Linked DNA regions of Homo sapiens: all the other regions are linked to region 3. Evidence: chromatin loops called from intact Hi-C (ENCODE). Cell type or tissue: Calu3. All regions are shown on one strand.

Region 1 (8,000 bases), 79 kb before region 3:
ACTTGAGAGTACCTCGAAACTTGAGAGGTTCTCAAACTTGAGGGTACATCAAAATCCTCAGGGGTGGGAAAAACTTGTTAACCATGCAGACTTCCAGGCCCTTTGTGATTGTGATTCAGTTGATCTGGAGTGGGACCCTGGAATCTGTATTTTATCTAGCTCCCTGGGTGGTTCACGAGTTATACTTTGAGTCTTTCTGGGAGATTTTCCACGTTGAAACAATTCCTTCTTTCTCCATCTGGACCAGTTGTGGCAGAAATAAAATCCATTTCTCAAGGTGACTAACTTGTTAGATTCTTCATGACTTTGGCCTAGTTCTGTCTTATTTCCACATTCTCAGAAATGACCTCCTTTTAGTCCCACATTCTCCAAGGTGAGGAGTAAAGAGGCTGTGATGTGAGCTAGTTCATTCAAGTTTAAATGCCAGCTTCTTAGGATTTGGGAGCCGCTGGCCTCACCTTTCACACCTGCAAAAAAAAAAGAAAAAAGAGTGCTCATAATAGCCTGACCTGTTGCTTAAATGAAATATGTGTGGATGTCTCCAGAGCATGACCTGGCACATTGCAGGACTCAACTGACATGCTCTTTACCCAACTCAGACCCTCTCCTATGGATCCATCCACATGCTGCCATCTTCTAGGCAGATGAGCTTCATTAAGAAAAGGCCCAGGGGCAACTGCCCTGGGGTTCCTCCCAGCCTTGTTTAGGTTGTGCACTTGAACAGGGTAAGGAGGGGGATGAGGCAAGATGAGGAGGCTTTCCTTAGGTGAGGGCTTCCCAGCAGGTATAAATTAAAGCAGTCACCATTTACCCAAGAGTGGCAAGCTGAAGTTACTTGGCACCTGTATACTGTGAAACAAGAGGGGGGGAGAGAGAGAGAGAGAAAGAGAGGAGGGAGAGAGCCTTAAAAACATAAAGGCAGTTTTGAGGAATCTAATCTGTCTTGTATTTCCACCCAACTCAACCCGATTTCTGTGCTGGCCAGGAGTAACAAATTGAATATCTTCCCATGCTAAAGGGTAATTATGTCCCTGGGCTGGGATTTAAAATGCATTTTCCACCAGAGCAATGAGGCCTGACCGATGAATTGGATGTGCTGTCATCTGGTCATGCCGCTGGATGAATGGTCCCATGTGTCAGGTCACACAGCTCTCGTGCATTCAGTTCACATCATCCACTAGACACCATCTCTGTGCCAGGATCCAAGCTTCCTGTTGAACACAGAGGTCGGGGATGAGTAGGAGCCAGTCCCAGCCCTCAAGGAATTGCTGATCTCATGGGAAAGACAGACAAAGAAATGGGAACAGTGTGGTCGTGACTGTGACAGGACAAGGCAGCCTTCAGGTCGGACTACCTGGGATAAAATCTCAGCTTGGCTAGTTAGAAGCTGTGGGACTTGGGAAAGTGAGCTAATCTCTGTGAGCTTCGGGACCTCATCGGTAAATTTGGGATTATAATTTTGCCTCTTTCATGGAGTTATTGGGAGGATTAAAGAAGATAATATTAACTTTTGATACACTGTAAACATAATAATAGTAGTTGCTAAGACTTATGAGTAGAAGTCCTCATAGTGCAGCATTAGACGTAATGATATTAGGCAAGTGTTGCCCCACGTTACGGAACATTGCTCAGGCAACTAACAATTAAGTTGAATGTTAGGAGATTTGCTTAGCTGGTGATTCTGTTGATGTTTCTGCTGCTGGAGGAGGCAGCTCAAAGGGAGGGGTGCTCAGCTGGGTGGAAGCAGAACAGATGCTCAGCCTAACTGCAGCCAAAAAGGCCTAGAAAGTCCCCAAGTAGAACTCAGGCTTTTCTGGATGCTGGGCCAGGACTTGCATACTCAAAAATGAAGTGTAAGTTAGGGCATGTCCTATACCAGCAAGGAAGTAAAAACTGCCCTTCTGTAGTGGAGCTGACAGTGTCTGCCATCTTAGACAAGAAGCAGGAGAGGAGTAGGAAAAATTTCCACCAAATGGTGTTCCCAACACGAAGGGATCGTTAGGGGGTGAGTAGTTCACCAGTGTGGGGTGGGTGTTCATGAGATCATTTTTTATTCATTTATCAATTCATTCATTCAACTGTTTCATGCACCTTTTAGAATTCATGAATTGCCACAATAGCAAAGACTTGGAACCAACCCAAATGTCCAAAAATGATAGACTGGATTAAGAAAATGTGGCACATATACGCCATGGAATACTATGCAGCCATAAAAAATGATGAGTTCATGTCCTTTGTAGGGACATGGATGAAATTGGAAATATCATTCTCAGTAAACTATCGCAAGGACAAAAAACCAAACACCGCATGTTCTCACTCATAGGTGGGAACTGAACAAAGAGAACACATGGACACAGGAAGGGGAACATCACACTCTGGGGACTGTTGTGGGGTGGGGGGAGGGGGGAGGGATAGCATTAGGACATATACCTAATGCTAAATGACGAGTTAATGGGTGCAGCACACCAGCATGGCACATGTGTACATATGTAACTAACCTGCACATTGTGCACATGTACCCTAAAACCTAAAGTATAATAAAATTAAAAAAAATACATGAATTGCACAAGCATTTGTTGAGCATCTACTATGTACAAGATTCCTTGCTCAAGGCTACCCAGTTGGTAAAGGGACCTCAGGACTCAAAGGTGTTTAGTGTTAGCCTCTAGAGTCCTTGGTATAACTTGTTCTGGGAATAGATTATTAGCCCTGGAGAAGGACCAGTTGTTTCACTCACAAATTTAAGTCCTTTGTTCAATTAAATTAGAATTTATTCGTTTCAGAAATGTTAACTGAGTATCTACAAATAGCAAGGCATCCACTATGTGCTGACTGCTGGTGTGAGATTTCCCCCTACATGAGAGCAGGAGGACACTGGGGTATTTTAAGTATAAGACGACCTGCTGCTCAACATGACAGGCTAGTAAGCAGTGGTCCAGGGATTTGCACTTTACCTGGCTGTAGCTTTGTGTTTTATGTTTAGTCTGTAGTCACTTGAGGTAGTTCAGGTCAAGAGCATTATGGCTTTTCTGCCCCACCTGGGTGATTAGATTTGAGGTTTTCCTTTTGCAAATGACTGCATAGTGCTCTGGTGTCCTGTCTGCAAATGCACTGTCCAACACTTCCAGCCTTCCTTAGATGCATAAGCCACTACTCTTACCAAGGGGTGGAGTCTGTTTTCTCACCCTTTGAACCTGGGTTGCCACTGTGATTTGCTTTGACCAAAAGAATGCAGAGGACTTGATGCTGTGCCTGTTTCCAGTCTAGTCCTTAAGAGACCCTGCAGCTTTTGGGTTTACTTTCTTGGAAGCCATGTAAAGGACTACTCGGGAGGGTGAGAGACTATGAAGAAGGAGAGAAACTCAGCCAGTCAGCCCCAAGCCATTCCAGCCTCTCCCAGCTTATGGGTGAAACCATCTTTGGTTCTCTAGCCCAGTAGAGAACCAAATAGACACCACACAGAGAAAAGACAAACTGCCCATGCTGAGCCCTGCCCAGATTCCAAAATCATGAGGAAGTAAATGACTGTGGCTTTAAGCCACTGGTTTTTGGGGTAGTTTATTATGCAATGATTGATAACTGAGACAAGCATGGTAAGTATTATTTAATTATCATGACAACCATTGTAGTGCCTAGTCTCACTGACTCTGCAGATAATTTACCCTTCGCTTTGAGTGTGCATGATCTGGACTAATGTTGAGGAAACTGAGGGCTTTGCAGATGAGAAAACTAATACAGGAAGGCTAACTCACTTGCCTAAGGCCATGCATGTAGCAGTGGTGGAGGTGGGTTTCAAACTCAGGCACTCTGGCTCCTTCATCCATGCTAGTATCCACTGTGCTTCATTACCCAGATTCTCTTAGCTCCTTCAGGGGTGCCTGTACCTTCTGTGCCCTGAGTCATAGGCTTAGACCTGAGCCACAGTCGTAGGTTTGATTGCATGGGCGTTGGTTAGTTTTGGCCTGAAACAAGGTCACACGTTGCCTGCTCACTGTGGTCAGCCAACCCCTATATATTGTGTTGCAGGGAAGAGGAGGGGCAGGTACGAATGAGTGTCTTACGTGAAAAATCTCCACCACTGGATTGGCCATCCAGAATCAGGGTCTGGCAGGGCATGTCCTATTTACAACCAAAGGACTGTGCATTCTTCTAGGTAAAGGGGCTGTGATGGGCCTGGAAGGCCCCCTTCCAGATCTGAGGGAAGCAATGTCTCATCCACATACATGGGGGTCTCCTGAGACCCCACTTGAGCCTTCAGGGGAGCTGCAAGGTCACCTGGCATCTTTTTGAATGTACTGAATGTCTGGGGTTTGGAGCTGATATGGCTGCAGCTTGGTGTGGGCCATGCCTGAAGCAGCCTCCTTCATCTTCCTCCTCCTATGAGGTCAGAATTATTAGTGGCATTTTGCTAATGATGAAATGGAAGGCTAAATTTGAGCCTCACTTGGTGCTGGACTTCTGTCTCTGACTCTGCTCCCCAAGGAAGACCCCATGGAAGCCACCATGTGACAAGGTCTTCAGCTGTCGATGAGAAGGCTGTGGGCACCCTCCAGGGTTCTCAGAGTGCTCATATATGTTCATTACTTGATTCACTTCTTCACCTCACACATCCATTACCCAGGAACTCATGTTGGTGCTGGAGACACAGTGGTGAGCGAGGCAGACAGACCAAGCTTTTCCCAAGGAGCTTGCATTCTACTGGCAGGAAATGGACTCCCAAAATGAAGACATGGAATAGAGTGAAGAAACCTCCACCCACTGTGTACAGGGACCCTCCCGAAAGGCAAGGCATCTTAGGTACAAGCTATGGTGGGAATTGGGGGTTGACCTTTGGTAATGTTATCTATGCAATAGTAGGTAAATGAATGTATGTTCTCTCCCTTTGCCTGCACGGATATAAATACATGCTGTAGGCTGGTACAAGTCCTCAGGCTGCCCCAGATCTGGGATAAACAGGCTCAGTGAAAAAGCAACAAAGTTTTTCTCCAGCAGGTGGAGTTCCAGAAAACTTCTGGTCTCCGTTAAAGGGATGCGGTTCTGAGCCAAAAACTCTGAGCCTGGAAGAGAAAGGCCCCCTAATTTACTTTGCTGATTTGTTTATTTATTCAGTATTTATTTGGCGTTCAGAACTGTCCAAGAGTTTGTTGGTGATACCAAAATAGTAGTAATCCTATAAAAATATTTCAGGCTTCAGAGGGTTTATGATGTGGATGAGAAGCAGGATGTTCCCACGTAAAAGAGCTGGCATTGCTACAAACAGTGGGCAGAGTGGGGGGTGACAGGACAGATGGTGGGGGCACAGTAGTTCTCAGAAGGCCATGCCTATGTGCCGTGGCATTTGGGGCATTTGAGTTGATGCAACTCCTGCTGCAACTCAGTAGGTCTCACAGAGGGGAGAGGCAAACAAGGAAAAAGCAATTTGAGTGAGTCAAAGTGTGGACGTAGCGATAAGAAAGGAAGGAGATGGGAGAGTTAGGGCTGGTGGGAGTAGGGGGTCCAGAGAAGCCACTTGTGATCTTGCAGTGTGGCAAAGAAAGGGCCTTCAGAGATCCATTGGTGTAACTCTCTTATTTGTCATTGGGGACGGTGTGGTATCAACAGGTTTCACAAGTTAGGGGGATATGCACCAGGGCTGGAACCCCTCTGCCTTGACGGCACCAGGCTGCAGTTTCCTCCTCCATGGGGTACTTGTTAAGGAGCTGGGGGTACCGTTGGAGCCAGTCTGGAGTGGAAAAGCTGCAGATAGCAGGCAGAGGCCACAGATTTAAATCCCGGAAGCAATAGGAAGCTACTGGATGTTTCTGAGCAGGGAACCATGTTATAAGATTAATATTAGGATTAAGTGGCCATCAATGTGGAAAATTCCCCAACAGTCATTTTTCTGTATCAAACCCACTGCACAGTTACTCTGTCATCTGAGAGTTTTCTTTTTTTTCCCTCCTCCTTTGAGCCAAGCAGTCTCAATTCCTCTACTCCCCTCTCCCTCTTCAGGATTTTCCCCCAGGAAGTACAAATTTCTTATTTCTTTCTAATGCAGAGCGATTTCCTAATCAACTTTCTGTCTTTTTTATTTTCTACTTATTTTTATTTTTATAGATTTAGGGGGTGCAAGTGCATTTTTGTTTCATGGATATATTGTGTAGTGAAGTCTCAGCTTTTAGTGCAACTATCACCCAAGAATAGTGTATGTTGTTCCCAACTTTTGTGTCTTGAACTTGCTTTTGGACTCTTACTCTTCATTCTCAGCAGTTTCACAAGGCATTTTCTCCAGAGTAAATTCAGAGTTCACTCCAAAAAGATTTGGTGAATGGAGCATTTTCCGTCTTTCCCTCTCTGTATAGTCAGCATTGAAGGTCATGCCTGAATCATTGTGTTGTTTATAAAATCTCTAATAGGAAAAAGAACCCTACTTCCAAGATTGCTTTTCTTTCATCATTTGCCCAAGGAAGACTGGGAAATCTTAGACTTGAAAATCTTTGGGGACAGAAATCAGAAATGAGTTGTTGAGTTGGTGTTATTAGTCTGTTCTCACACTGCTAATAAAGACATACCTGAGACTGGGTAATTTATAAAGGAAAGAGGTTTAATTAACTCACAGTTCCATATGGCTAGGGAGGCCTCACACTCATAGCAGAAGGTGAAAGTCACATCTTACATGGCAGCAGACACGAGAGAAGATGAGAGTCAAGTGAAAGGGAAACCCCTTATAAAACCATCGGATCTTGTGAGACTTACTACCATGAGAACAGTATGGGGGAAACTGCCCCCATGATTGAATTATCTCCCACAGGGTATTTTTTTTTTTTTTTTTTTTTTTTTGAGACGGAGTCTCACTCTGTTGTCCAGGCTGGAGTACAGTGGTGTGATCTCTGCTCACTGCAACCTCTGCCTTCCAGGTTCAAGCGATTCTCCTGTCTCAGCCTCCTGAGTAGCTGGGACTACAGGCGCCCGCCACCACGCCCAGCTAATTTTTGTGTTTTTAGTAGAGACAGGGTTTTACCATGTTGGCCAGGATGGTCTTGATCTCCTGACCTCGTGATCCACCCGCCTTGGCCTCCCAAAGTGCTGGGGTTACAGATGTGAGCCACCGTGCCCGGCCCCCATTATACTTTCTAAACCACAGGTTGGATGTTGGCTCGGTTTGAGGTGTGAGGTGGTTGATATTGCAAAAGTGTGGGATAGATGTGGGAAGGGGGTACTGGGTTTGGCAGAGGGGTGTGTGTGTGTGTGTCTGATCTTTTGGGTCTCTGGATGCACAGGCCTGTGAGCATTTCCAGTCAGCAAGAGTGACTTCAAAAGCAAAGAGGCACTTAAGTCCTGCTTAGCAATCAGAAGACAAAAATCCTTATGGAAAATTTCTGTCCTTGCCACCTCTCTGTCTGTAGTGGGAAGAACATTGGTTCTGGTGAAATTTTGCTCACTCTGTAGAAGTGTTAGTTTAATAACCTGCTTCCAAGATTCCTTCTGAAGCCAAGAAGTTGAGTTTCACTATTATTTAATAAAGTTTCAAGGTAGTATTTAAAAAAGGACATGTCTGTGCTGGTGGGTGAGGAAGGTTTATTTCCTGTTCTGTATTTATTTATTTTATTTTTTGCACATAGACACTGATTATAAAAAATAGCTCCAAGGTTGATAAAAACCAGCCTTCCTCAGCCTGCTCAGAGAGTTGCCCTTATTTCCAATTATCCAACTCACTGGCTGCTAAAGTATTGCTCCTTCAGCGCTACAGACAAGAGGAATTAGTTACAGAGGCAAATTGCTTTGTTGTGTTTCTCGCCTGAGCCATAATTTATGTGGCGGGGCATCCGGCATTGTGCTAGGATCCTTACTCAAAGTGCAAGTGTGCATGAAAGCTCTCTGCCACCTCAGGCACCGCTGGGTGTGCTGCCAATTTGTCACCCAACCCAGAGCTGACAAAACAGTCTCTCCACCATTCTTTGGTTCAGGTTCACTCACATTTTGATGAAATTCCATGACTTCTAATTATTTAACATTCCAAA
Region 2 (8,000 bases), 240 kb after region 3:
GTTATGTTTCATTTGTGTTAGCACTCCCACCTCTTTGCTGATCCAAATAAAACCTCTCAGAGGTACACAGCAAAAGAGAATTATAGACACCATCTAAATGTGAACTTTTGCCCACAGTTTTGCTTGGAAGTGAGCAGGTCGATTTCTTATACCCTCATTAAAGCATTTCATATTCTCATATTTGAGGAAGGATAACCTGCTGCAAAGAGAAGAGATGAGAACAGGTAGAAACATGCTTGCAGATGATCAATGTGCCTGGGATTTGCCTGTGGCTTAGGAAAGGCCAGAAGCCAGGGCTTGGTCTAACTTTTAGCCAGTGAACACACCTTTTACTAGTGCCTGGTCATTCGTCTACTCAGCAGTTGGAAACCACCTCCCTCCAGGAGCCTATTGACAAACCACAGCCCTCTTTTCCAGTTCTAGGGAAATGGGCAAAATGTAAGGAACAAAATGCTGTCTGCCTTCTTCTAATGCTAGAGCCATCTCGTGAGCCAAAGAGCCAAAGAGGGTGACTTGTGAATGCACTCTAGAAAAGCAAAGTGAGAGCTGTTATGGAAAGAGTGCTAGACTTGGAATTAGAGTTCCAGTCATAGTCCTGTTTCTTATTAGCTACATGACCTCACACCAATACACGTGCTTCAGATGTAAGACTTCTAATCATGGGTGTTTGGAGCATACTCTGCCTTACTTACCTCACAATGCCACAGTCATGGTTTTTTATGAATAATTTCAAACATGTATAGTACAGAGAACACCTATATACTACACCCAGATTCAACAGTTTCCTAGATTTTGCCACACCAGTATCAGACATTATGCCTTCCTTTCTTGGCTAAGTGTTTTTAAGCAAATCTCAGAACTCATGTCATTTAACCACTCTATACTTCAGTATGCATTTCTATAAAATACAGACATTTTCATATATAACCACAATGCCATCATCAACTCTAGTCAAATTAACAATAATTCTGTGATTTGTCTAATTATCCATTATATTCACATTTCCTGATTGTAACAAAAATTTCATTTTATAGGAAGCTTGTTCAAAACAGTATCCAAATAGGATTACACATTGCATTTGGTTATGTCTCCTAGAATCTTTTCATATAGAGCAGTGCCTTCCTCATCATTTTACTTTTTCATTCTACTGTCTTTTAATTTGTTTCTGTAAACTTCATGTTTGTTAATAACAACACTTTTTCTCTGAGGGTTCCATTATAGTCATGTTTGACCTTTCTTCCCAAAATTACATCATACGGGATGCCATGTATTTTATCTTCCTTCAAGTGGTAAATATTTCTGGTTTATTCACTAGAATAAGTATTACTTAAATTAATCAGTGGGTTCAAATGGTAAAAGCCTGACCTTTCATGGAAAAATTCTCCATTCATTTTTAAAAATGTCTTCATTCATTGAAAATCTTTGCCTAAATTATTGATTCTTATTATAAGTTGCAAAATGATAATGTTCTAATTCTGTCACTTCTTCAACCCTTTACATTTATTAGGTGGAATTCCTCTATAAAGAAGTAGTTTTCTTCGTCAACTAGGGCTACTTGGTCATATTGAAATACTGCTTATCCAAGAAAGAAAAAATAAATGTTTAATTATTTCCCTTTAATTTTCAGAGTGAGGTTACTTCCAATGTGACCAATGAGTCTTTTTTAATTTGGGGGGTTAAGGGCTATCTTTTTAAAAAAACTATTATTATAAACATGTATATTTTTGTAAATTCACAGAGGTGTTCCTCAGTTAATTTGTTCTGATGTTCAAATTGTCCCATCTTTGGTCAATGAGTGACCCTTCAAACTGTTTCGATGTCCTTTTGATGTAATTCCATTCATCTTTGACTACATCTTTGCTATCTGCATAAAAAGATGGCCAATGCTCATCTTATGCATTTCCTGTCTCAGATCTGGAATTAGTCATTCTTCCATGGATTCCTAGTTCCTTTTAGTGGGACACAGTCGGTTTTTGAAAACTGGGATCATGAACATGAAAGTGTAAACACTAATGTGCTGGATCCTGGTTACTATTAGCTTCCACCGTGCCACACTCTCAGTGTCTGCCAGAGCAGATCTTTCAGTTGACTGATTTTTCCCTTTCATCTCCTACATGCTATACCTCCTGCCATGAATTTCAATGCACACAATAAATATTCCTTGTGATGAGGACTGGGTATAATTCACCATTGAATCTCCAGGGCCTAGAACAGATCCTGAGATATGCCAGGGTGCCCAAAACTTTTTGTTGCATGAATACATTTTTCATTCTAAGAAAACTTTCCTGCCTCCCATCTTTCTGAATCAATTACTTTTTAAAATTTTAAATTATAATTTACATCTCTATTAAAGTTTCTAGCACCTGATACACTGGCACAGAGTAGGCATGCAATAAATATTATTAGATAAATAAATGAACATATGATGTCATAACACCAATCTTTTTCAAATCTATCAGGGCTTCCTCATTGCTCTTGCATACATTTTAAATTCCTCAACATGGTATACAAGGCTCTGCATCATCTGGTCCTGACTATCAATCCTTTTAGCCCCATCTTCTACAACTTTTCTTATTGCTCACCCAGCTCTAGCCTCACAGACTTTTTTTTAGTTCTTTAAAAGTACCTCATTCCACCCTGCCTCTGGGTTATCACATGCTCTTCCCTCTACCTGACATGATTCTCATTCTTCTCCTCTCCCTTCTCCATTCTGCCCACTTAATTCCAGCTCCTCTTTGGATATCCCCTTATAATCATCTCTTCTAGAAGGCCTTGTATGACTCACACGCCTCCAGACCTCCTTGCTATATGTCCTCATAGCAAGGATGTCTTGTTACTTTATTACCATGGTATTTATTATACTAGTAATGTGTTATTACTTGCTTAATGTCTATATTCTCCACTAGGCTGTAAGCTCTATCCAGGCAGTGTGATCTAACACTCTATTCCCCATTTCTCAATAGGTGCCCAATCAGTACTGGCTGAATCAATGGATATTAGATTCATTATTAGTAGATGGTAAGCTCCTGGAATACAGGAACTATGCTTTTTCCATCTTCATATCCTTTTGAGCTTCCAGAATGATTTGAATTACTAGAAGAGATTTAGGAAATGTTGATTGAGTGGCTAGACATTGTCCCTAATCAAGGCATTTAGTTGCCCTAACTGTGCAGAGAAAAGCATTTCCTGGCACAGCCTACCACTCCAGTCCAGATTCTGAGTATGAAGTACTTTTCCTCCTAATGATTTGCAATGTACCTGTATGTTCACCTCCCCCACCATCAGCTTTAGACAAATCACAGTGCCAAAGAGCCAGCAGCTGGAAGGGTGGCCTAAGGAGATTGCCACGCTTGGACTGGTTGCATTTTTCTTTGTGCACCTAAGAACCGGTATTTAATCCATATGACCCTGCTCTACGCCTAGGACAAGGCTGAGTGCAAGCTGGGGGAAGAACCCTGCTCTATCCAGAATGATTTCACTGATAGGAAGCCATGCAACTGCATTCCATGGGTCCCTTTCAGCCGCCGCTTAGTAACAGAACAACTCCATAACCAGTTACAGCCATAGCCGGGAGGGGAAAGTCTAGTGCCACCTACTGGTTACAAGTCAGACTGCCTTGCTTACATAACAAATATAGCCTCTATGAAGGGCAGGCATTTTGAATATCTTGTCAACTTTAGTGTGAACTTTTATTATAGAAAGAACTATTCCATTTCATTTGGGACAGGGTGCTCCTTAGTGGATCAGCATACTTGGAATCAGTCAATTGCAAAGTCAGGAATAAAGGTTCTTAAAAAACTGGCACAGTAGATTTAAGCTAATGGTCTAGAAAATTTCATATTGAGAAAGCAGAATTTATTTCTGGTGGGGATAGGATGGGGTGGGGAAGAGTAGAGAAGTCTTCAGTGCATCCATTGGTATCTGAATAACTACCCATTTGCAAACACAGTTACTGGCTAAGAGACGGTTTGCACAATGGCTAATACCTCAGACTTTAAAATCAAGCAAATCTGGATTCAGATTTCAGCTTGGGCACTTATTAGCTGCGTAACCATAGGCAAGTTGCATAACTTCTTTGAGCCTCGGTTTTTCTCATCTGTAGAACAGAAGAATAGTACATAGTACCTACCTTATAGGATTTTTGTAAGACATAAGCGAAGCTATATATATATATATATATATATATATATATATATATATATATATATATATATATATATATATATATAAAGCACTTAGCCCACTTACTCCAGTAGTGCTTATTAAGGTAATTTTAAAAATTGTTACTTCTATAAGAAAACTTCTTAGAGCATTATTTTGATATGACTTTTCCAATCATTTACATAAAGACACAAAAGACACAGCTCAGACTCTCAAAGAGCTTGCAGACTAGCTGGGAAAACTAATACATAAACACCTAACTGGCGCACAACTGGACAGCTATTCTAGTTGAGCTATGAGAAACAGAGGAGGGAGCAACGAAGTCTGTTTAGGTTGGGAGAAGAGACACAATAACTGAGTGGGTTCTTGAAAGATGGAGAGAACCACACCTAAGATGGACAAGTGAAGGGAAGAGCAAGAGTAAGAGCTTAGAGGCATGAAAGTGAAGGGCATGTTAGGAAATACAGAGTTGCCTGATGCAACGAAAGAGAACTTTAGGTGGGATGAAGCTCAGTGTATTCAAGTCCCCAGAAGAAGGCATAGTGGATCAAGACGAGTTGGCAAGAGTAAGAATGGGGACAGATGCTCTGCAAGGGTCCTTGGATGTTCTGTGATATTAGTAATGGACATTGACTATTTTTGTCCAATGCCCATTTTTCTATCTGGCAACCTGGTTTTCCTTTGGGGAATAATCCATTCCGAATTTTCTGTCCATGTGGTTTGGGTTGTGCTGATCAGCTAACCTCATACCCATTTCATTTTAAAGGGTAGTCATATGATCCATGCTTGGAGAATGAGTATATTCCATCTGCTTGATCACAGTGGCTGGTTCAAAGATTGATGATGTTACCTAGGTTAATCGAATCAGAGTGAACTCTAGGGCAGCTGAGAAAGCTTACAGCATTTGATTACTGTAGGGTGAGTGTAATGAACCCAACTGTAATGAACCCTAAGGTGACTCAGGGCGATTTATAGCATTTGATTACCATAAGGATGTACAAGCCTGGGCTGCTGGGGGGTCATCACATGTCCACCAATGAGACAACAGAGAACAAAGAAAAAGTGAAGATAGAGAGGAGATGGACTAACCCCTGACTATGTAATCTGGACTCCTGGATCCAGCATTCCTGATGAACTTTACAATTCCTGAACTTTTCAATAAATGTATCTTTTGCTTTAGGCCACATTAAATGGCTTGCTATCACTTTCAACCAAGAGATTCCCAACCAATAAAATATCACTGGTTTCATATTTTTAAAACTTTTTGCATTTTATATCTCATGGGACTACCTCATTGTTATAACTCATACATAACTAGTAGACATTATTAATACATTTCTCAGCAAAATCAGGGAACCCTCTAATTCCCCAAACCAAGTCTTTCAGATGTAAACTCTTTAAATTCCTGATGAGCGAGGAAACAATAGATTCAGCAGATAGGTAAGAAAGTTATTACACCTAGTTTGCAGCCCAAGCTAGTATTTCAGTCAACAATGCATGCCATTTTTAGACAATTAAGGTTTGAAAACCATCTGCATGAGTTTTAAAGACTGTTACAGGCCCTCTGCCTATTGTTGGTCATGTTTTCACTGCTGAATTCCCGCTGAATATATAAGAAGACTAAAAAGAAAGCTCTTTACTATTGACAGCTTTGATTCCAGCCCCAGCAAAGCATTATACTTGGAAATCAGCATGCTCTCTTATTGCGCCTGGAAGCCAGCCAGCTGACAAGAAAGAGCCACTGCTCTGGGACAAGGCCACAAACACAGGTGCCGGCATGCCCTCTCTCAGCTGCCCCTGCTGGAACTGCAGTGCTCAGCAAGGGACATATCTGTATGGGATACACAGAGGCTTCAGCAGAGTAAAAATGTTCATAAAAGGAAGTATTTGGCATGATAGATTACATTTTTCCTATCTTTATATAGTTTCAAAGGTTCAAACAGTACTAAGTTAGCCTACCCAAACAAAAATCCTTCCCCCTACACCCAGGAAAGAGGGGTCAGTTTCAGGAGACCCCATCATGAATCATGAAAGCCTAAAAAGTGTGCCAACCAGAAAGAATAAAAGCAACACACCCATCCATAGTGCCCCCTGAATGTATAATATAATACACAATACACACATTCAGTCTGCCTTTCTGAATCATTATTCTGACAATACAGTGTAAAGAGGTTGATTCCACAGCAGATGACAAATGCCCTCTTCTAGGCTGAGGAAACAGCATATATGCTGCTAGTATAGGTATAAACTTTCCTCAAAGATATTTTCTTTGTCTTACAGAATCTTATTAAAACCAAAAAGTGGTATTATTGGCTACTATTTCTTTTCTTTTTTTTTTTTTCCAAGACTGCGTCTTGCTCTGTCACCCAGGCTAGAATGCAGTGGCGTGATCTTGGCTCACTGCAACCTCCAGCTCCCTGGTTCAAGCAATTCTCCTGCCTCAGCCTCCCAAGTAGTTGGGATTACAGGTATGCGCCACCACACCTGGCTAATTTTTGTATTTTTAATAGAGATAGGGATTCACCATGTTAGCCAGGCTGGTCTCGAACTCCTGACCTCATGATCCGCCTGCCTCAGCCTCCCAAAGTGCTGGGATTACAGGCGTAAGCCACCACACTTGGCCTACTATTTGTTTTAAATCAAATGTGGGGGAAAAAATCACCATTTAAAATTACTCCGTAAACATCAAAGGATATTTCAGAACTCAGGACAACCCCATGCAGTTAACGATATTCTTGATCAACTGCCAAATCTAACATTGTCCAGTGTCTAGGTCAAAGAGATTCCCTTTTCCCTAAAAGACCTGCAGACACTGAATAATAAGGAAAACCTAAGTGTGTGGGTGTGTTTGTATGTGCATAACCCCCATGATATTTGCTGTTATTGCCACCTACTTTTTTTCCTAGCACTTCCACAACTGTAATTAAAGAATGTGTTGTGCAATGCCCTTATTTCCTTGTTGCCTGTCAGTGGACTGAAAACTCTGTGGGAACTGGGACAAATTGTGACCTATTATTAAATCTACCTGAGCCCATCACAGAGCTGAGAGAATAGAAAGCACTTGCTAACAATTTGTTAAATGAGTGGAGTGACAGTAAAAAAGAGGAGAAGTCCACTTCAAACGATGTTGAGCATATGACTAAAAAATAAAATACATTACACTATATATGTATATTTGCATATATATACATATACATACATACATACACATATATATATATATAATATTAATATATATCTGTATATCTCATACATTGATATGGTTTGGCTGTGTCCCCACCCAAATGTCATCTTGAATTCCCACATGTTGTGGGAGGGACCCAGTGGGAGGTAACTGAATCATGGGGGGCAGGTCTTTCCCTTGCTCTTCTCATGACAGTGAATAAGTCTCATGAGATCTAATGGTTCTATAAGAAAGAGTTTCCCTGAACAAGCTTTTTTTTTTTTCCTACTGCCATCCATGTAAGATGTGACTTGCTCTCCTTTGCCTTCCATCATGATTGTGAGGCCTCCCCAGTCACATGAAACTGTAAGTTCATTAAACCCTTTTTCCTGTACAAATTACCCAGCCTCGGGTATGTTTTCATCAGCAGTTTTCTTCATCAGTGAAAACGGACTAATACAGTAAATTAGTACTAGTAGAGTTGGGGCACTGCTGAAAAGACACCTGAAAATGTGGAAGCAACTTTGGAATTGAGTAACAGGCAGAGATTGGAACAGTTTGGAGGGCTCAGAGGAAGACAGAAAAATGTGGGGCAGTTTGGAACTCTCTAGAAACTTGTTGAATGGCTTTGACCAAAATGCTGATAATGACATGGACAATGAAATCCAGGCTGAGA
Region 3 (8,000 bases):
CCATCACTGGGCTCTTCCTGGAGGAAGACCAGAGATCACGGGAGGACAGACAGGTTTTCCATCACCCAGGTGATGGAGAGGGCATCTAGATGAACAGCGGGAGCAGAGGCAGGAATATGGAGAATATCTTATACCCAGAAATTCCCACTAATTGGCTAGACTCACATTTCAACTTCTTTTAGAGTTTGAGAGCTATGTTCGTAAGGTTTTTTTTTGTTTTGTTTTTCTTTTTTTTCTTTTCCTTTTCTTTTCCTAAAGGCAAAGACATCCTACGTGATTTCACCAGCAAATGTTCTCTTTGTCTCTTTGTTTTTCTTGGCACATCAAGTACAGTGCTAGCCCCTGGAGACTCATTGATTTTCAAGAAAAGGTGTTTTTTGTTTTTTGTTTTTTTTTTCTTTCCATTGTCTACATTGGCAAAATAAAGCTGAGCTCAACATCTCATCTTTTCCTTTGATATGGTTATAGACAACATTTATATCTCAGGATTGTAGAAAGCCCTGATAGAGCAAAAATCTTTGCTGCATAATTAATTTGTTCCAGCACATCAGGTGATGGTTGGAACTCAGCTGTCTCAAGTTCTGAAGTTCTCAAGTATCTGAAGATAGGAAGAAGTAGAAATAGTTGTTCAATTTTTAAGTGGATTTTATAGTTTTAAGTGAGTAAATCCAGTAAGTAACTGTTATATGGTTTGTTTGGAGCATTTTTAGTTAACAGTGAGCTCATGGTAGTAAATATCCTTCAAGTGATTGTTAGGTAGCTGGGGGTGGGTCTCCTTCCATTCTTTGAAAGTGGGCACATTTCAGTAGAGCAACTGTTATTGTGTTGGGGAACATACAATGTTTTGCCATTTTAAGAACAATTACTGTTCTTATGAATAATATAATTAAAGGAAATGACAGTGTTTAGCAACATCAGCAGTATAAGAACTGCAAAAAATGCAGTATGCTCCTGGATGACAAATACTTCCCTTCCAAAGATAAGGCAAACATCTCTAAACATGAAAACACCTAAACCCTGGAAAGAAAACCTTAGACAAATACCTCACTGCTCCGTTAGCACTGATTTTCCACATCATAAAGTGACATCTAGACCAAGCCAAACAAGTGAAAAAAGAGGAAGTGAGGGGCGTTTCTGGAGGTTTTAGCTTCTCTTATACCAAGGAATTCAGGAATTGTTCAATATGATTTGTCTAAACTAATTTTGCGAAGAAACTTGCCCAAGGTCAGGTTCATTATCCATGAAATTGAGATAATAGGTTTGTAATCATATTCTTGTCATCAGGGGAATCTGAGATTTGGGATCTATTTGTCTCTAAAAAAGTTTTATTAATATTTGGTTGCAGCCAGCACTTAATCCTCAAGGATTCACACACATTTTATCCTGTTTGAGCTCGGTGATTTACATTATGGCTGTGGAAATTAAAATCCAAAGAGATAACCAGATTAGCCAGGATTGACCACATAATATCTGTGTAGGATGCTGAAATTTATCCCTTCTGGCTTGCCATTTTTCTCTAGTTACATATCACGCTTATTAATGTTTATCTTACACATTTTAAGTTAGTTTTCCTATGGTTTATAGTTAGAACCTAGAGACAGAATCAATCTAATGATTACTGACTTACTTGGAACTTGATTTTCTTTGTTATTGTTTATGAAGTTTGAGCTTCTACTCCATTGGAGTCTCCGCACTAGAAAGATTTGAAGGACGGAGCACAGAGCACCATTGAATGGGTTTACAATCAGGTAGGGATGCATAAATACACATTAGCACCTCTATTAATTGGGCACTTTTAAGTTGCAAGTGACAGAATTCTAACTCTATTATTTCCATGTGACCCCAAACCCTATGGGAGACAGAAAGTACAACAGGGCTTCAAGGACCACTGGAGCCCAGATCCCAAATATGCTAGTGATAGCAGTGGAGGGACCATGAGCTTTGGAGGCAGTCTTGATTTAAATGCTGAATCTGCACCTGTGTGAGCTCATCTTGGTGAAGAAATGTGCCCATGTTCACTTTCCTCTATAAAATGGAGTTTGTAGCTATGTCCTCATAAAGTAGATATTTAATGATATAAAATTGGTTTCCTTTGTTAAGGATTGAGGGCTGGAGGGCTGGGAAGGCCAGGGATGGCAAGCAATGCCCAATTTTCCTGCAATGTGAAAACAGCACTGTTAGGAATGGAGAACAAAACTCAAGGTCAACTATCACTATACTTTGTGTGGTTTTGATCTAGCTTCTCAACAGCCATGTGATTTTATTCTGATGTTGTAGGAGGAATGAATCCTTAACGTGAAGATTACAGAAAATAGTAGGAGGGGGGGAAAAGCCATTTTCACAGCAAGTGAGGAACACTATCACACAAAGGTGGCTATGTGGAGGAAAAAATGCTGACTTCACAAGATAGCTGAAGAGCCTCAGGGTTTTGTGACAATTTTACTCCCAGATGGGAAAATAAATAAATGACCAAAAAAGACTCTAGGACAGGTAGAAACTAAAATACTATGGAATCTAGTGTTAAATGTTGTGAAATTTGTAAAGGATTATTTTCCTTGCAAATACTTTCAACCTTTAGGAAACAAATCTACCTAGAATTTTAAGCATAAAAATAGAATAAAGTACTTCTAATTACTTTTATTAAAATATAGCATTAGCACTAACATAAGTCCAAAGAGCACATAAAACTATCATATGTATTATAGCTATTTTATTTGGGATTTGGACATCTATAATCATCAGCAAACAGAACCCAGCAGTACGTTAAGGGAAAAATCACCATGACGAGGAAGCGTTCTTTCTATGACTTCATTAATTGTTTAATATTAGGAAATCAATGGTTATAATTCAATTTACTAACAGCAAAAGAAAAAACATAATACAACTTGATATATGCTGAAAAGCATTTGATAAAAATTAACATCCATTCTTGATACAAAAACTTTCAATCAAGTATCAATAAATGAATATGCTCATAGCATTATAAGACATACATTTAAAATCCATGGCTAGCCTCAAGCTCAGTGTTAAAATTCCCGTTAAGATCAGAAACATGAAAAGAATGTTCATTGTCATAAACATTATCTGGTGGTGTTTTTTCTAGATGTGCCAATTCCATTAGAAAAAGAATTAAAATGAGTGGTGGAGACACCTTGATGATTTGCAGACTAAAACACTGTGAAGCTGTTAAAAAGAGAGTAGGATTCTCTATGTTGAATTATAACCATGCCCACTCCATATTGAGGAAAAATAGGATATGTAAGTCACTAGAATATTATATCCTTTCTGTAAAATCAGAGTACATAATTGTGTGTTGGGGAAAGCAAAATGCATTTAAAAAAAACATGATTTTTTTTTAACTCATGCTTGTATTTAGTAAGGTATTAACTGTTCTACTTCTGAATTATGGGTTTACAGGACACTGTTATTTCCTTCTCTGTGCCTTTTGAAAATTGCTTGACTCTTTTTTTTTAAACAATACACATGAGGATAATAATTGTTAACTTTTATTTATCAAACATGTGCTTTTGGATTATGCTTCACCTCACTCAATCTTCACATTATTTTCTATCTCTTTCTTTATTTTCCAGATGGGAAAACAGGCTTAAGGAAGGATAAGTAACTTGTTCAAGGTAAAAGGCATTCTGACTTTAAATTCATGTGCTCTTAACCACTCCTCTATTGCTTTTATTATTAGAAAAAGAAATTGTCATTTCCAAAATACATATATATAGAGAGAGAGATATATACACACATACATACATAAATATATTCTGTGATAAATGGTATATATAAAGATATTTCATACCTTTGTATATAGAAATGATGTATATATATTTTAAAAAGATAGTTTTATAAATCTATAAGTATATATGTATGCATATGTATATATATACACATATATGTGCACCCACAAATATATATAAAAAATATAAAAAGTTTATATAATACAGTGCCTAGAAAATGGTCATTAAATTGTATTTATTCATCTTCCTAAAGCCTCCATGCTTGGAATATGAGCAAAAACTATGTTTATTTAGCATTGTATCCCCTAGCAGCAAGCAGGTGTCTTTCACAGCATTAATATTAAACAAAGATCTTTTATACATGTAAATATAATAAACAATAGAAAATTGGATTATATTGCATGCCCAGCAGTGAGCTCTTCCTGCGATACCCCCACTGCCTACTGTCCTCTGCGATGAGCACTGACCTTTCTCTGGGCTGTGGATGGAGTCACAGCAGGGGTCAATAGGGCCATGGTGTGGATTCAAAGCCTGGCATTGGCCAGCCTGCTCTATGATATGAGTAGGCGAAGCCTCTAGAGAGAGGTTCGCTTTTGGATATAGAAGGATGTGCCTTTCCTCTTCATAGAAATCTGGCCTTTGCAATAGCCTAAATGAAGACCTCATCCTTTCTGCTCAATGTCATTCTTCACGGATGCTCCGAGGAGGAGGCTGAGGATATAGCCAGGCCATGGAGTGGGTGAATGCTGTTTATGGGTCCCAGGTGGTGCCCAGAGTCCTGAAAGCGCTAATTGAGTTTTCTGGAAAATACCACAGTTTACCTTTGTTCAGCTAGAATACAGCCCCCACCATGTTTTTCCTCTAGTACTGGCTCCTGAGCTCAGAGAAGATAAGGAGAGGATCATGCTGGCGTGAGCACTGACCACAGAGGGAACGAGAGACCCAAGAAATACCCTTTCCCTGTGGTGACAGGATGGAAACTGCCAATCTCTCTGCAGGCGCCCCTCTGGCTGGTAGGAGGCACCAGAACACACTGCATGCTCCAGTGTGTGATATGCTGCTGTTTCTTAAAAGCCTGTGTGAGAGGTCAGTGCCACCAAGTGGCTGAAAGGTGAGTGGGCAAATGGAAGGGTATCTGCAATACAGTGGCTTCCTAGTACTTCCCCTCCCCTTCCTCCTGCCTCTACCACCCACCCATTACCCCATGTCTCTCAGGACTCTATGCTGTCCTAGGCAGACTATAGGGTACTGGATTAATCTCCTCTTTTAAGTTAGCTCTCAGGTGTCCAACTCTCCCTTTACACCTTAATCTAGACTTTGGCCTCCTTCCCTGCTTTAACTGATTGATCTCATCATGAGGAAGAACTCGGTGACTACAGACCAAAGACTCCTTCATTGGGTAGGAAAGACTGAGAATAAATCAGTGTTCCCTCTCTATCGGTGGATACTTTCATGTTTGCTCTGAGGTCTGGCTTAACTCAAGGAACTAACTGGTAATGAAGGAAGTTCAGGCAGGCTTGTGGGAGAGATGGATGGATAGACATTTTTTATTAGCACTTCTCTAATCAGTTGAGTTCAGATAAGTGACCACAGATGCAAGATACCACATTCTACAATAAGAGGAAACACCCAATATATATGTCATATTTGTGCCCTCAAGGAAGTGGTAATTCAGTAAGGCACATAGATCATAAACACATGGATTAAAAAATACAGTCATGCAAGTATTTAAAAATGATAGAATAGCATAAGATAGGCATAAAGTATGCAGAACCAATCAAGGAAACAAAAGATGAACTGCAAATGATGGTCACTGAGTATCTGTGGCATGCCAGATACTATCAAGCACTCCCATAAATTTTATTTTATGTAATCCTCCCTAAACTCTGTCATATTTCATGGATCTCAAAAGAAAACACCCAAACTCTTTCTTTTTATCTTTCTTTTTAAAATTTATGTAAATTTAAGGAGTACAAGTATGATTGTATTATATGGATATGCTGTGTAGTGACGAAGTCTGGGCTTTTCGTGTAACCATCACCTGAATCATGTAATTGATTTTTAAATGGTGCTTGAGTCAACATTTTGCAAAGTCGAAGGATCAACATTAGATCATTCTAATCCCCCCTACTCTCTAGAAGTCAACACTTTTCAAAGTGTGCCATGTGTGAGTGGCATTGGGATAAATATACATAATAAAATTTAACAATAATGCCCTTTAAAACTAACAGCCAAATTTGTGCTAATCCCCAACAGTCTAACCTTCTACTTAAAGTGTAGTCTGTAAATCAGCAGCATTAGCATGACCAGGGGCTTGTCAGAAATGCAGAATCTTCGGTCCCTTCTGAGACCAGCTAAATCAGAATCTGCATTTTACAAGAACTTAAAGCGACTTCAGTGCACATTAAAGTTTAGGAAGCACCCAGATGGAACACAGGAATAATTTTTCCTCAAGTATCTAATTATCTGTCTCCTGGTCTTCTTGACTGTTGTAGTACACAGTACTAAGTGGTTAACCAGTTGCCCAAGCCATTGAGATTAAAAGATACAAATGAAAGAAAAGATTCAGAGAGTAATTAGGATCAGGAATAAAAGAAAGAGAATGAGAGTAACAAAGGAGAAAGCTATGAATACAGAAGTAGGCATAAACACACACACACACACACACACACACACACCTGCATTATTAGAGTACTATAATGGAGCCCTAATTAGCATTCTGAATCAAGTACAGTGCCCTGTACATCATTATTCTAACAAATATTTATGAGCCCTTACTGACTAAATCAAAAGTTTGCCTATGGTTGTGATTCAGCCTCTTTTCTTTTTTTCTTTCTTTTTTTTTTTGATGGAGTCTTACTCTGTCGCCCAGGGTGGAGTGCAGTGGCGGGATCTCGGCTCACTGCAACCTCTGCCTCCTGGGTTCAAACAATTCTCCTGCCTCAGCCTCCCAGATAGCTGGGATTACAGGTGCCCATCACCACAACCTGTTAATTTTTTGTATTTTTAGAAGAGATGGGGTTTCATCGTGTTGCTCAGGCTGGTCTCAAACTCCGGTGCTCAGGCAATCCACCCACTTAGGCCTCCCAAAGTACTAGGATTACAGGTGTGAGCCACTGTGCCCGCCCCAATCTCATTTTTAAGGAGGTAGAGGAGTTTGTCTCAAAATGAAAAGTGATGTCAAACTTAGGATTCAAATACTTTGAAACATGTTAAATGTGTGCTAAATGAATTTTCTCAAAATCTAAGATTGGCCACTTTATTCTTAGATAACTGGCACCTTACAGCCCTACCCATGCCCACACACCCACCCCACCCCACACACAAATGAGTAATTAAAATTTTATTTTAATTGACCTGAAACCTTTTCAATGATCTTAGAAGAAATAAGGGAGACAAATAGGGGGAAGAAAAACAACAGAAAAATATTTCTTAAAATATTGTTATCAGTTTTTGCTGTTACTTGCTGATCTAAATTTATGGATGAATATGATAATTGTATTTCCTAAATAGCTACATATTATAGACCATCTTGAGATAGTCTTCAATATTCTGTGGCTTCCTTGTCTGAGGATCAGGAAGCCTTGAACAATCAATAGACACCAAGCATTGTGGTCCCATCTGTCCTTGGAAGACTTTCAAGACCTCAGTTCCGTGTGGCTTTGGGGTGCAGTCTGCAAGGTCTGTGTTAAAAGCTTAGAGATAGAGTGCTCCTGTACACATATACGTAGACAATTCCACACAAAGAAGTGCCTCATTTGCCATTTTAATCTCCTTGCATAGCTAGTCACCTTGTCTCTTTGCGAGTGTGCCTTTGTAACTGGGGAACTAGCTCTATTTTTTATTTCAATATTACTGAGAAAATATCTTAGATAAAAGCTAAATAGTCCCAAAGGTTCAGGAAAGCTGCTAAATATAAAACCCGACTTTAAAAATTGAGGATACAAGACCAATATGTAAAAATCAATTGTATTTCTGGGATTTATTCCATTCCGTTGGTCTATGTGTCTGTTTTCATGCCGATACTAGACTTTTTTATTTTTTAAAATATATATAGCTTTGTAATATAGTTTAAAATCAGGAAGCGTAATGCCTCCAATTTTGTCCTTTCTCAAGATTGCCTTGGCTATTAGGGGTCTTTTTTGGTTTCATGTGAATTTTATGATTCTTCTTTCTGTTTGTGTGAAAATTGCCATTGGAATTTTGATTGAGATTGCATTGAATCTGTACATCTCTCTGGGTAGTATGGACATT

The links. Peaks named below come from ENCODE experiments on the same cell type or tissue, not always from the same donor. Only the 100,000 strongest peaks of a DNase experiment are listed, where the experiment ranks them.
Region 1: a loop joins it to region 3, with 9 times the contacts of the local background. A loop is called at or near these places in 3 of 110 quality-filtered maps.
Region 2: a loop joins it to region 3, with 3 times the contacts of the local background. A loop is called at or near these places in 2 of 110 quality-filtered maps.

The regions. Positions count from the first base shown.
Region 1 is chr10:111,276,724-111,284,723 of GRCh38, forward strand. No RefSeq gene overlaps it. Among named protein-coding and RNA genes, the nearest start is that of HEAT2, 170 kb to the left of the region's middle. In Calu3, no CTCF peak of the experiment used is centred here; a DNase peak (open chromatin) is centred at 4,988.
Region 2 is chr10:111,595,072-111,603,071 of GRCh38, forward strand. No RefSeq gene overlaps it. Among named protein-coding and RNA genes, the nearest start is that of HEAT2, 480 kb to the left of the region's middle. In Calu3, no CTCF peak of the experiment used is centred here; a DNase peak (open chromatin) is centred at 3,590.
Region 3 is chr10:111,355,661-111,363,660 of GRCh38, forward strand. No RefSeq gene overlaps it. Among named protein-coding and RNA genes, the nearest start is that of HEAT2, 250 kb to the left of the region's middle. In Calu3, a CTCF peak has its summit at 4,847 (motif pointing left); a DNase peak (open chromatin) is centred at 4,751.